Linked DNA regions of Homo sapiens: region 2 is linked to region 1. Evidence: chromatin contacts called from ENCODE Hi-C or POLR2A ChIA-PET data. All regions are on one chromosome and are shown on one strand. Each heading gives the region's core, a stretch centred on a gene start or an enhancer-like site at or near the end of the contact. The rest is flanking DNA. Distances are from core to core; before and after follow the strand shown. Region 1 overlaps ZBTB7C (zinc finger and BTB domain containing 7C). Region 2 overlaps ZBTB7C (zinc finger and BTB domain containing 7C).

What was found. Hi-C counts contacts between places; a loop is a spot of excess contacts on that map. ChIA-PET counts read pairs that join two places held with the same protein, here RNA polymerase II (POLR2A). Pooled maps may share reads with other maps.
Region 2: a map of DLD1 shows a loop between it and region 1 (4-fold over the local background). The contact joins two enhancer-like sites. A Hi-C loop is called at or near these places in 9 of 168 maps with a recorded cell type or tissue (DLD1, MCF 10A, Right ventricle myocardium inferior and 5 more) and 8 of 50 pooled maps. POLR2A ChIA-PET finds 5 or more read pairs at or near these places in 5 of 52 experiments (RWPE1, SK-N-SH, WTC11 and 1 more).

What each region holds. Positions count from the first base shown.
Region 1 is chr18:48,046,366-48,052,451 of GRCh38, forward strand. The region is part of intron 3 of ZBTB7C (zinc finger and BTB domain containing 7C); the gene reads right to left. Among named protein-coding and RNA genes, the nearest start is that of ZBTB7C-AS1, 110 kb to the right of the region's middle. Within about 2 kb of position 4,043, at least 2 of the 41 ENCODE cell types and tissues checked have a DNase peak (open chromatin) inside an H3K27ac peak, as active enhancers do.
Region 2 is chr18:48,150,838-48,157,302 of GRCh38, forward strand. All of the region lies in intron 3 of ZBTB7C (zinc finger and BTB domain containing 7C), which reads right to left. Among named protein-coding and RNA genes, the nearest start is that of ZBTB7C-AS1, 8.6 kb to the right of the region's middle. Within about 2 kb of position 3,159, at least 7 of the 41 ENCODE cell types and tissues checked have a DNase peak (open chromatin) inside an H3K27ac peak, as active enhancers do.

The DNA of each region.
Region 1 (6,086 bases), core at 2,793-5,292:
AGCCACCCTGTAGGTAGCAGGGTCCTGACCCTCAAAGGGGTCTTCCCATCTGAAAAGACTGTGTGTAAATGAAACGACCCTTCCACTGTTAAGTAAAAAGCCAAAGTCAGTAAAACCCCAGGAAATTAGTTCTCTATGGAGAGCCAAGTTTTCTTGCTTGCTAAGGGCTTATTCCTTTAGAGATGAAAATGTTTTAAAATGCTTTTCAGGGAAAATTCCCACCATTCCTTAAACTTTACTCTGCCTTTTAAAATAGAAGAGCTGGAACCCGTTAGTCCACGTGTTGGTGATCAGCGTCCCACTGTGATAACCATCCGAGCACTCTGAGAAATGGCGTGTGGTTGTCCTGTGCTAAGTGTGGATCTTCTGTGCTTTGAGAGCAATGTCTACTTGCGACTCACAATCAGGAAACCACAGCTGTGTGACTTTGGGAGGCCCTTCCACTTCTCTGGACTTCTGTCTCATCATGTGATAGGATGGTTACGAGAAATCTGATAACATCATGACCATGAGGAGCCAGAAGCGCAAAGTGGATCTGACGATGGGGACAGAACCCACCCTGTGACCCTGGACTTGAAGGCTGGTTTTCCCAGCAGTGACTTCTCACTGCGCCTTGGTTTGTGGCCTTTGTTCCATTCCTGGAGAAACAGATGTAACCATGGTAGCTCAAGGCTGTTTTTCCAGGCAGGAGACTAACCTCAGTGGCAGGGATTGGGAGGGGTGAGCTGCGGTCAGGAGGTGAGGGCTGCCACTTGCTGTTTCATTGTCTTTTTGGGAAGAAGTGTCCCCACCCTGCATGCTGGGAGCTTCCCTGGTGACCCTAAGATTCCCATGCCCTGGTGGGCCAGTAGACAGCAGTGTCCCAAAGGGGATGTCATGCTCCTGCCCCCATGCCTTCCATCCCTTTGCCTCCCATCTTCTAAGCTAAGGCAGTTCTGTCTCCAAGAATAACATGCACAAGGAAAAAAATTCCACACACACACACACACAGACACACATGAGAAACAAAACAAAACACTCAACAGCTAGAAGAGGCTTGATGTGAAGTATGAACCTTTGGTAGGAAGGAGCTAGAAAAAAAATAGAGATGAAAATAAAGGAGAAAGATGGGAAGAGGAGATGAGGAGCTCAGAAATGGAAGAAAGAGGTTAAAGAAGAATGCAGGCGGGTTGAAACCTTCTTAGATGTGGCCACTATTCCAGAGGACATCCCCTGGGCCTCTGCCTTCAGTGGAAGGTTCTAGAACCCGGGTAAGTCCAAGCAACCCTGTCTGAAAAAATGGCACTTCCCTCTCTGGGCCTCAGTTTGTTCAACTGTAAAATGAGAGCATCTGTCCTCTCAGAGAGAGACTGTGCTCCCCTCTCTCCCTACCAAGGGGCCAGCAAGCTAGTGAGCTTTTGCAATAATAGCTACCATTTATTGAATGCCACTTGTCACGTCAGTCATCACACCTCTAATCCTTTCTCAAGCAACACAACTCTGAAAGATATAGATTTTTATCAGCACCTCCAATTTACAGATAATAAAACAGGTATGGAGAGGGCAGGTAGCTTGCCCATTGCCACCCAGCCAGCCAATGTCTGAGCCAGGATTTGAACCCAGCTGCGTTTGATGCCAAAGCTCATATTTGTTCCCCTTCACCATGCTGCCCCCTGGGAAGTCCAATTCAAGGGCAGGGGGATTTGGACCCTTCCCCTGGGAGGCTGACTCTTAGTCTAGGGGTTTAATCAGAGCCAGCCTGGAAAGATGAGCAGAGGGGGCTGAGACCCAAGCTTGCCAGGTGACTAAGGAGTATGGAGTGCAAATGAGTGGTATGGGCAGAAAGGTACCGATCCCTGTGGGCTGGGGGTCAGGGAAGGCTTCTAGGAACAGGGGCCTTGTCTGAGCTGTGAAGAGTAGAAAGCATTTTGTTGGGCAGAGGGGGCAGGAAGAACATGCTCTACATCATTTGAATCCGGAATGGATCTGGAGAGCTTTAAATCCCTTCTGAAAATAGGCTTAACCTGGATTCCCCAAGTGGGATCAAACAAATTGTCCTCAGCTGGTGCTGACACTGTGCCTGGAGTTGACTGAGGAGGTTGAGGGTGAGGTCCCCGCTCTCAGATAGCCTGGGCTGACATCTTCGCTTCACCACCCCATGACCTGTGGGACTTGGTAATTACCCTCCTTGAGCTGGGTTTCCTCATCTGTACAATGAGGATGAGTTGCCATGAGGATCAAATGAGGTAATGCACACAAATTGCCTCCTGATATGTAGTCAGTGCTCAACCAATGCTAGCAATTGTGAAGTCCAGGAAGGATGCAGACATCTTATGGGTGTTTTTGCAGGGATGGGGCCATAACAGAAACCAATTTGCCTTCTGCACAGTTTTGCAGAGATCTACGCTATTGAAGACACTCCCTGAGAAGGGTCCTTACAGGCTCCCAGGGCTCTCCCCTGGCATCTGTTCGGAGCATCACCATCTTCTAAGGTTTTTTCATACCTCCTTGTCTCAGGTACTTCTAACCCAAAGAGCTTGGCAAGGCTGGTACAAATTTTACGTCCATTTTACAGATGAGAAAATTAGGCACAGAACGAAGCCCATGCCCCAGGCCACATGGCAAATCAGTGTCAGAGCTAGAATTAGAACTAGGATGTTTTAACCCATTTATGCCTAGTGTTCCATTATTGGAACACTAAGCTTGTGGGAGTTATTTATAGCCTACTGCTCAAGGTCATCGCCAAAGTCTGATTTTTCACAAAAAGATTCTCAACCTCTTGCATAAATAGGTTAATGCCCAAGCCTGTGTCCCCTCTGTTAGACCACAGTGCCCCCAACTAGGTGCAAGCCTGCCTGGCTAGTAAAGGACTCGTGTTCTAGTCTTAGTTTTACTAGGAACATGAAGTGCTGGTGTAGGCAAATTATATACTTCTGCTGCCTCAGTTTCCTTATCTAGGAAATGGGGAAGTAATTGCATGGATCTCGCCGAGTGGTATGTGAGTGGAATGAGTCAGCCTGAGGTTCCAGGCACACTTGGGTTATTTGGAAGTCCCATTCCCCCAGTGAGATCACCTGCTTCAAGGCAGGGTCTATTTCTTGTATTTCTGCATTACTCCCAGGATGCCAGCAAGTAGGAACATGGTAGACACTGTATGAATGAGATTGGTTCAAATAAACAAAGGGGATAGCTTTGAAATCACAAAAGGCAGTGGGATGGCCCCAGCCCTCTGCCGTGGGATACCTGACATTTGAACAGAGCCCTATCATTCATAAGGTGCTTATATTAATTCATTTCATTCTTCTGCTGGTATTATGATCCCTGTTATGGTAATCAGAGAGGCTAAGTGACCTGCTCCAAGTCACGCAGCTAGAAAACAGCAGGGTGGGAACTGGATTTCTGCTTGAGTCCCATTGCTTTCCTGCCCTTCAAGAATAGAACTGTTGGTGCAATTCTATTGCTATGATCCACAAGTCTGGTGCCTCCCTGAATCCTGCTCAGCTCAGCAAATCTGGGCTCAGGATGGTGGTTCCATCTGCCAAATCCCCAGGGCAAGCTGGCCCCAGCCAGCCGACTCCCACTATCCCGGAAGCTGTCCCCACCCAGTCTCCAGCCTCCACCTCCTCCCATGCCCAGGCCTGGAGCTTCACAGCCACCTGGTGGAATTAGTGGCTGAGGTGGGGGTGGGAGGTGTGCTGCATGGGGTGAGAAGGGATGTGGATTTCCTCTCCAGATGTGGGAATGAGGTTGGGCAGCGGCTACCTGCGTTCTTTGAGCAGGTCTTTACTCGTGGTCTGTAGGCACTGAAATCCACAAAGGGGTGGTGGGTTAGGGCAGGATAAAGGGTGGGAGACCTGGCCCAAGCAGCTGGCCAGCCCTAGATCTCTGCTGGGCACACCCACCCAGCCCTTGGCAGTTTCCCCAAGCAAGGTGGTCACACCCCTTGGCCCTGGAATGCCCCTGGGCCTTGGCTGCCCCAGAGGCTGGAACCAGACATGTGGGCTGGGAGGCTGGGCAGGGCTACTTCAACTTTTAGCCTGTGCCCTGCCCGCCACGAGCACCCCAGGCAGAGCGCCCACACTGGGTAAAGCCGGCCCCACCTGCTCTGCCACCCTGCCAGGACACGCCTAGAGCCCGCAGTCCCCAGCTGAGCCTGGCCCACTCAGCCCCTCAGGGTTTCTGTGCGATTTGCTCTGAGCTTTCTTCCTCTGCTAAGGGCAATGGCCATCCAGGTGTTCCCTTACAGCTGGAATGCAGGCCCTTCCCACCTCACACAATTGTGCACCCCCTCCTCTTTCCCTGCAATGTCCAGCCCCCTTGACAAGACAAGCAAGGGCCCAGAAGAGGCCAGACCCAGGAAGCAGGCACCCCTGGGTTCTCATCCCAGTCACAGACAGATTTTCTCTGCCCCTACATCTAAGGTCTGAGTTTTTTTTCTGCAACCAGTCACTCAAGTCTCTGCTTCATGGTTCTCTGCTGAAACCCCCTGGGTTAACAATGCCACATGCCTGTTGAGCTTTACTTTCAGGAAAGCTTGTTCACAGGCATTTTTCTTCATGTTTTCCTAGGATCCCTGTGTACATAAGGAATTATTTTGCCTATTTTGCCAACGAGAAACCTAAGCTCCTGCTGGTGAATTGATTTGCCCAAGGTCACAGAACTGTGTAAGTGACAGAGGTCCCAAACCTCCTGCTGGTCACCTAGGCTCTGCCCCCTGTATGAGGCTGTATCCCCTGTTGACCTCCAGCCCCAACATCATCGCCACCTCTTCAACCCTTTCTCCATCTCCTCTACACCAGCATTGGTTTGATTTTATCAGAACAAGGTCTAAGATCCCCATAGAGGTTTAGAGTAGGGCAAAAGCCAGGGTGCGCTTCTCTAGGCTGGACTTGAAGGGTACCGAAGAGCGTAGCCCAAGGGATGGGCAGATGGGTGAGGAAGAATGAGGGGAAGCCTCACACCTGGGCTTTGGGGATAGAAATGGGTGTGGGATTCAGGCTGAGGGTACATGAGTGTCAGAGCTGCTCAGTCACACCTAGAGGACCCCCTTCGTCTATGTAGAGGCTGCCTGAGGCCTCTGGGGCAATCTGAAGTGGATGTGCCAGGACCACTGCCCTCATCCCCTCATCCAAGGGGTGGCTTGGAGCCTTTTACCTTTCAAAGCACTTTGACCTCTTTGGTGGCAGGCCAGGCGGAATTATGCCTATTTGACAGATGAGGAAACTAAAGTGAAGGTGAGGCTAAGGTCACAAAGTGATGGGATGAGAGTGGGGGCGCTCGCATCTTCCCTGAGGCCATTGCTTTTGCTAATGCACCATGCAGGGGACTTGCAAGAAAGACAGAAAAAGTGGGTTCCCTACGGGGCTGCCTGGCCTCAGTCACAAAGTGAGGGCTCGTTTCAGTTTGCTAGGGTGCAACTGCAGGGTCAAGAGCTGGCGGGACACACCAATGGAGAGGAGTGCCACCGCAGATGGCTGGCACCCTGGCCGGGTTGGCCATGGAAGTCTGCGGCAGGCAAATCAAATGGTGCCCCTTCAAGCTGTTGTTCTTTAATTATTTTTTCATCCTTTATTTTCTAGGGGGCAGTGGGGGGAGACTTGTTTTCTTTTAAGAAAAGTTGCACACCTCTTTCATGTTCAAAATAAAGGATTTACTACTTGTGTTTATTACAGGCGATTTCCTGAGCCAGAAAACTTCTTGGGAGGCTTATTAAACCTTATTAAACCACTGAAAATTTAGATAATAAAATAAATCACTCGTCTCCCATAAACAGCACTAGGCCACGCGTTACTGAGTTTCATACTCCCAATGGCCTCAGGCTGCCTTCACAGGAGATGTCCCCTTCTGGTGTTGGATGGCTCCCTGGAGGGTGGGGCTGTGGTGGAAGGGTGGGACAAGCATCAACCCATGAGAGCACTATTCTTTGTAGCCATTTCTGCCCAAAGGGGCCATCTCCTCTAGTAGAGTGGAAATGGTTTAGATTTTGCTAGTTATTGAAGAGGTTGTGTGTGGATAACTGGGCTAAGTGGTACCATATTTTGACCCTTCCTGGGGATATTTTGGCATCTGTTCTAGAAGGCATTAAGGTGCTCCACAGCTGGCTAGCC
Region 2 (6,465 bases), core at 1,909-4,408, 100 kb after region 1:
GCAACAGCCTGGATTGTGCCATCTAAGGACATGCTGTGCAAGGACTGAAGCATGGTGGCATTTCTCAGTACGTGGATTTCAAATCCTCTGCCAGAATCTCCTGGACAGATGCTTACAATGCAGACTCCTGGGCCCCAGCTCAGAGCCACTGAGTCAGAATCTGAACTCCAAATCTGCATTTTTCACAGATCTCTAAGGATGCATGCTGCCGATATGGAAGAAGCAGTGACAACTGGTAACTGATCGGTGTGGCCTTGCTGGTTAGTGGCCCCTGGTTGAGAATCAGTGCCCTCCTTCAGGTGTGTTGTGGCTGGAGGATGGGAGCAGGAGGAGGTTTTCAACTGCTGGATTGCATCTGAAGCATGTTCACCACAGTGATTCCTTTTAATAGCTGCATAAAATGTCACCAGTGGACACGGCATGACATACTTAACCGCTCCTCTACTCTGGGACACCGGGACCTTTTCCGTATTATAGCTAACATTAGGATGAGCATCCTTAGACATACTGCCCTCATATTTTGAATGACTGCCTTAGATGAGATTCTTAGAAGGATGAAAGGGGGTATGAACATGTTCATGGTGCCTAACATATAGCACTAAATTGCATTTTCCACTTAGGCTGACACCTGCACTGTTCAAAAGAGTCCGTCTCACCACAGCGCTGCCAGCATTTCAGTCTCCTCACTCTAAAGATAAGGAAACGGAGGCTGGATTGTCGAAGCGACCTGTGACCTGCCCAGAGCTACACACCTAGTCAATGCCAGAACTAAGACCAGAACCCAGGGAGTTCTTGTTCATGGGCCAGGGCGTTTTGCCACTGCTGAGTTCTTCAATCTCCAATCAGACAGGAGGGAAAAATCAAGCTTGAAACACATTCTCTCTCTGTTCCAATCTCCCTGCCAGCTGTGACTTCACCCCCTGAACTAGGAGCTCACGTTTCCATGCTTTTCGTGGTTTCTCTGCCTTGACAACTGGGCCTCTCTTCTCTCTGCTCGAGCTCCACATCCTCCCTGGGCCTGCTCTGATCAGTCAGATGTCATTCCATACTCGCACTGTAGGTCAGATGTAGATATGCGGGTGGGGAAGCAGTGGGACAAAGGTGAGTGACAGCCAAGGGGAGGGACACAGGCCAGCCAGCCCTGTCACAGGAGGGAGGACACTGTAGGAGGATGGGTGGGACCAGTTGACAGTGGGCAAGGGGGTGAGTTGGCCTGCCAGTCTTAGGAGTCTGAATATGGTGGGGAGGGCTTCAGTGCACACCTAATCAGCCATGTGCTACTACTGGGACACAGGGTGTTTACATAGGAGAGCTGGGCTCTGGCTTCCACAGGGTCCTTAACAGTGTCTCTGGTGGGCTTCAGAGAATCCTTAAATCCCCAGCTAAACCATATGCAAAACTGTACAAGTATGTAAGTATGATCCTTTTTCTGGGAGACAGCCCATTAGTATTCATCAAATTTTCAAGAAAGTTTATGACCTCTAAAATGTTAAAAAAAAAATCCAGGTGAAAGGCAGGTTGTTGACTAGAACTATAATTTGTTCGTTGTATGAATTATATATTGTTTTACCTATGGTAGGGAAAGATAAAATAATCATAGGTGGCATTTCTCAGATAGATGATTGATGGACAGATGATAGATAGAACAGATGATTGATACATGAATAGAACAAACAAATCTACATTTAACAAATAGGTATCATAAAGAATCATTATTCATGCCACCTACATTTCTTATTTTTCCATTGCATGAGAAGGAGATCATGGAGCTGGGAGGAGGCAGGAAGCCTGGTGCTGAGGTGTTCAGAGTCACTGCCCTCCACAGATGATCAGAGGCAAAGATAAAGTCTTGGTGCAGTGATGAAGTCAGTTAGTGGGAAAACGGGATTTGGTTTCGCAACTTTTCCAGAGCTGTCTCTTGCATAAGATGGGACACACACTTGAAAATAATCACGATGAGCCCTTATTGAGCACTTAGTGGGTGTCAGGCACTGTGCTAAGCGCTTTGCAAGTATTATCTTGTTTACTTCTCATCTGGTGGTTTGGACAGCACTATAACTTCCATTTCACAAGGGAGGAAATGCAGGCCCAGGGATGTTAAGTCACTGTCCCCAAAGCACACAGCTGTTGAGTGGAACAATGGGTACCCGAAGCCAGGCAGGGTGGGTTCCCAGCTGGGGCTTCTGGTGCCTGGGCAAGATATGCCCTTTGAGAGCAGTGATGTTGGGATGTCAGAATCAACCCCATCTTTGTCTTCCACAAAAGGGCTGGACTCTGAATATCAAAACTCTCCTCTTCCCTTTGCCTTTAAAGGCATAGGGAGGCACATACAGTTGAAATTATCCAGGCTAATTGTTCATTAGATGTTACTGAGCATCTAATATGAGCCAGGCAACATATAAAAGGCTTTATAGTCATTTTCTTAATTTCACCATTACCACAAGCTTTTAGGGTGAGGATTAGCATGCCCATTTTACAGATGGGGTACTGAGGTACAAGGAAGTTTAGAGGATCTGCCTGAGGTCAGCTAATAGAGGGAGAGGAGCTAGATTGCACCCACTCTCTTTCTGTTTCTCTGCCTCTCCCTGGGTAATTCAGGGCACAAAGGTACAAGGTACAACCTTCCTTGTTGGGGTCTGCATGATGATTAGGGCATGAGAAAGACCCAGGGAGCTTCCTGCCATGGTCCAAAGGGAAAAAGGGAAGCAAGGAAGAAGGGAAGAAAAGAAAACATGGATGAAACATGGGCTATATATGTCAGGCAGTACCAAGATGTTGATGAATGATCCAAAAATATTGCTACAATTTCAAAAGTCTTACAAAAGAGGGGCACTGGCCACTGGCCATAGGACTGTGAATTGGTCCACCCTGAGCCACACACTCCAGGATACACTCAGAGGTATGACTATATCTTTTTGGAATTTGGCTGTGTTCTTTGAGGTCAAAGCTCCTGGCCTCATGAAATGTTCTTGACAGGTTCGAGTAAATATGGGAATACACACACTCTGTGAAAATGGTGGTTCCCTCAGTCCTTCCCCTCTCAGGGTTTTGAACTTGGTTCTGGAAGCCCCAGGGCCTAGGAGGCTGTAGGAACAGCCAGCTCTGAGGAAAGGGTCAGGAAGTGACTAGTGGACAGGGTGATGGCTGTGGCTCAGGGTCATGGCTGGGAAACTCGGAAAGGGAGGTCTCTGAAAGCTATGTCAAGTCCAAAGGCCACAGCTGGATGCAGAGTCTGAGAGGCCTCTGGCAGCAGAACACACTGCCCATGTACCCAGTAAGCAAGCAGGGGTTAGGGCTGGGCACAATTCTGGGCTTGCGACCCTGTCACCTGGGGTCCTGACAGACAGGCGTGACCAGGGGTCAGGAATCGATCTGAATGGCCAGGAGGTCAATCAAGGATCTGAATGGCCAGGAGGTCAATCAAGGCAGGAGGAAGCAGTCTGAGGATAGACCCCAGCTCTCACAGATGATCCAGAGCCTTAGGGATACCTGAGCGGGGGAGGAGTGCTCTGCAGGCAGGGGCACAGCCCTGGGACTGTTCTCTGGCACAGGACAAGGCCCGAGCTGTAACCAGGGAGAGCAGGGGAACCCCAGAGGATTGTAGCCATTGACTGTATACCAAAAGCAAGACCAAGCCTATAGCTGCCGTTCTTTCATGGCAGTCTCCAAAATCTGCCCTGTTCAATTCTTTAAGGGTTCCCTCTCCCGACTTAACAGTCCCTTTGGGTCTGGCATTTCCTTTCATTTTAGAAAATAAAACTTTGTGCTTCTTAAGTCTTGAAAGCAATATAGACACCTTATGGAAAACTTGATGTGTCTAGGACTCTATTATAAAGGCAGTTTTTTTACCCTGTGTTCTTCACTAGCCATTTTATAGTGAGCATCATCCCATAATGCACTCGCCCTCACCCTCCATCCCAACCTTTCCCACTGCCTCATTTGAAGTCTCACCTGCAAGTGCCCCTGGCTGGCATCTGTGTCCTCTGATTAAATGAGTCACACTCTGAGCTATATTGCCACTGCTAAATGCTCAAGTCCTAGTCTCTTTATGGGAATTGTTTAAAAGATCTGAAGAAGTCAAGTCTGCATAATAGGAACCCAGAGAAACTCTCACCAGCAATGCCAATCCTCACCCAGTGCTGCCTCCTAGAGCCACCAAATGTGGGAAGAGCTGGTGCATAACTGAATTCTCATTAGCAGTCCCTTACCCTATATTCTCATTTGCCATCTGGTCCCATGTAGGCTTGGAAACTAGAAAACTAAATGTTAAAATTGTGCATGAAATAGGAGCAAATAGGCCCCATGTGACATGGGCCCCAAGGAAGTGTGCTGGGGTATGTATTCTCTGACCTCTTTTGTCACAGGAACATTTGTCCTATGTTCCAAACAAAAATTGTTTTATTTTTCTCTCGGGTGCTTGGCTCTGTCCCAGATACAAGAGGTAGCCAAATAAATGAGGATTCCCTGTAACTGTAATATTCTTTTTTTTTTTTTTTTTTTTTTTTTTTGAGACAGAGTCTCACTCTATCGCCCAGGCTGGAGTGCAGTGGTGCAATCTTGGCTCACTGCAAGCTCCGCCCCCCGGGTTCACGCCATTCTCCTGCCTCAGCCTCCCGAGTAGCTGGGACTACAGGTGCCCGCCACTACACCCGGCTAATTTTTTGTATTTTTTTTTTTTTAGTAGAGACGGGGTTTCACCGCATTAGCCAGGATGGTCGCAATCTCCTGACCTCATGATCTGCCCGCCTCAGCCTCCCAAAGTGCTGGGATTACAGGCGTGAGCCACCGCGCCCGGCCAACTCTAATATTCTTTACATGTTATATAGGGTTTTATTTCTTTGAAATGTAAACGATTTCCTTCTCAGTGCTATGACATTTGTGTGGTGTGGTCATCTCATTGCAGGAAGGGGATGTGCCTGCATTCTATATTTCACTCCTCTGGGCAGGCTGAGAACTACCACTAGTTTAGTGCAAACCAATCTAGGGTTAGACTAGAAAAACCAGATTTTTAGATCTTACTTTATCTCAAACTGTACTGTGTGACTCTAACCGGGTTGGAAATAGAAGAATACTCAGCCTGTCAAAGTTGCTGGGCCCCTCACAGACCCTATAGACCCATACTCTCACTTGACCCTTATGGAAGGAGGGTGTGCCTAAGGTTACAAAAGAAGCTATTGGCTAATCTCCTCCACAAGAGACCTTATGAAATGACTAACAACATCCTGTGTAGGAACGTGTGCATTTATAACCCACCTTGTTCCCAAAAGGATTTGAGCCAGCTTACAAATGCGCCTACAGGGCAAGGTAAACATACATAAAAAATAAGGAAGAAAAATGGGGCAAAGGAAAAGTAAGAGGGAAGATGGAGCCAGGATTTGGGTCATGTTCAAGATGAATGCCAAGAAGACCTGCCCACGTGACACGGCATGGCGATAGACTTAGTACTAAGATGCTGGCAGCCAAGAGGAGGGTGAAATACAACAGTCCCATGGAGCTCCGCTTTTTTGTTCTTTAGGTGTCTTCACTAACCCACAATGCGCCCCTTTTCTTTTGAGGCATCAGTTTTCCAGTCTGTCTAATGGGCAAATCCTGCCTTGTAGGATCTTTGTGAGGATTCAGTTAGAGCTTGTCTGTGAAGGAAAGCACTCGAAAAGTAAAGTGGGATACACACAAAACTGATCATTTCATTTTCTTGGCTGTGTCCTTGCCATGTATAAAATACTACTCACTTTCCATTGGCCGATGGAGCCACCAGATTGAAGCTACTATCGTTGATCAAAGTTAATTCTGTATACATTCTTAAGAACATCAAACACTGCCCAAACAATAGGAAGCCTCATGGCACTTCCTGCACTCAAATTCTGTCCATTTCCATCATTATACCTTTTTCTCTTTCCTTGCTTCAACTGGGAAAAATAAAGGTACTCAGAAAGGAACAGCAGGGAATGTCAAATTTAAGTAAAGTTTAAGTCCCCCTTAGAACACTTTTTTTTTTTCCCCGAGAGCGAGTGATGTTGGATAAGAGAGAGGAGAGACCAGGATTGGGGATGGAGAGTGGACCCCATTAGGGGTCTCTCTGGCTGCAGTTTGAAAGGCAGTGCCCCTGCCTGTCACTCAGAGGCTTTCCCCAACCTTTAGTGTTGGTGGTGGAATAAGGCATCTTCTGAATACAGGCCAGAATTTTAGCTGAGAGTGAACCAGTGGTCCAGGGTAGGCAAGCTGCCATTTCAAAGGGTGGGAGAGGGTAGAGCCACCAACTCTGGTCAAGCAGGGTTCTCTGGGTGACCTTAGACAGCTTCCTCTATGTGGCTTTTGCCTATAACCTGGGGGTACTCTCTGAGGAGAGCTTTTCAATAAATAAAAGCATTAACAGCAAGAAGAATCATATAAATAACATAGCAATATAAATAGCATAGAAATAACATAGAATAATATAGACAATAGGTTTGGCTTGGGGTTGAACAT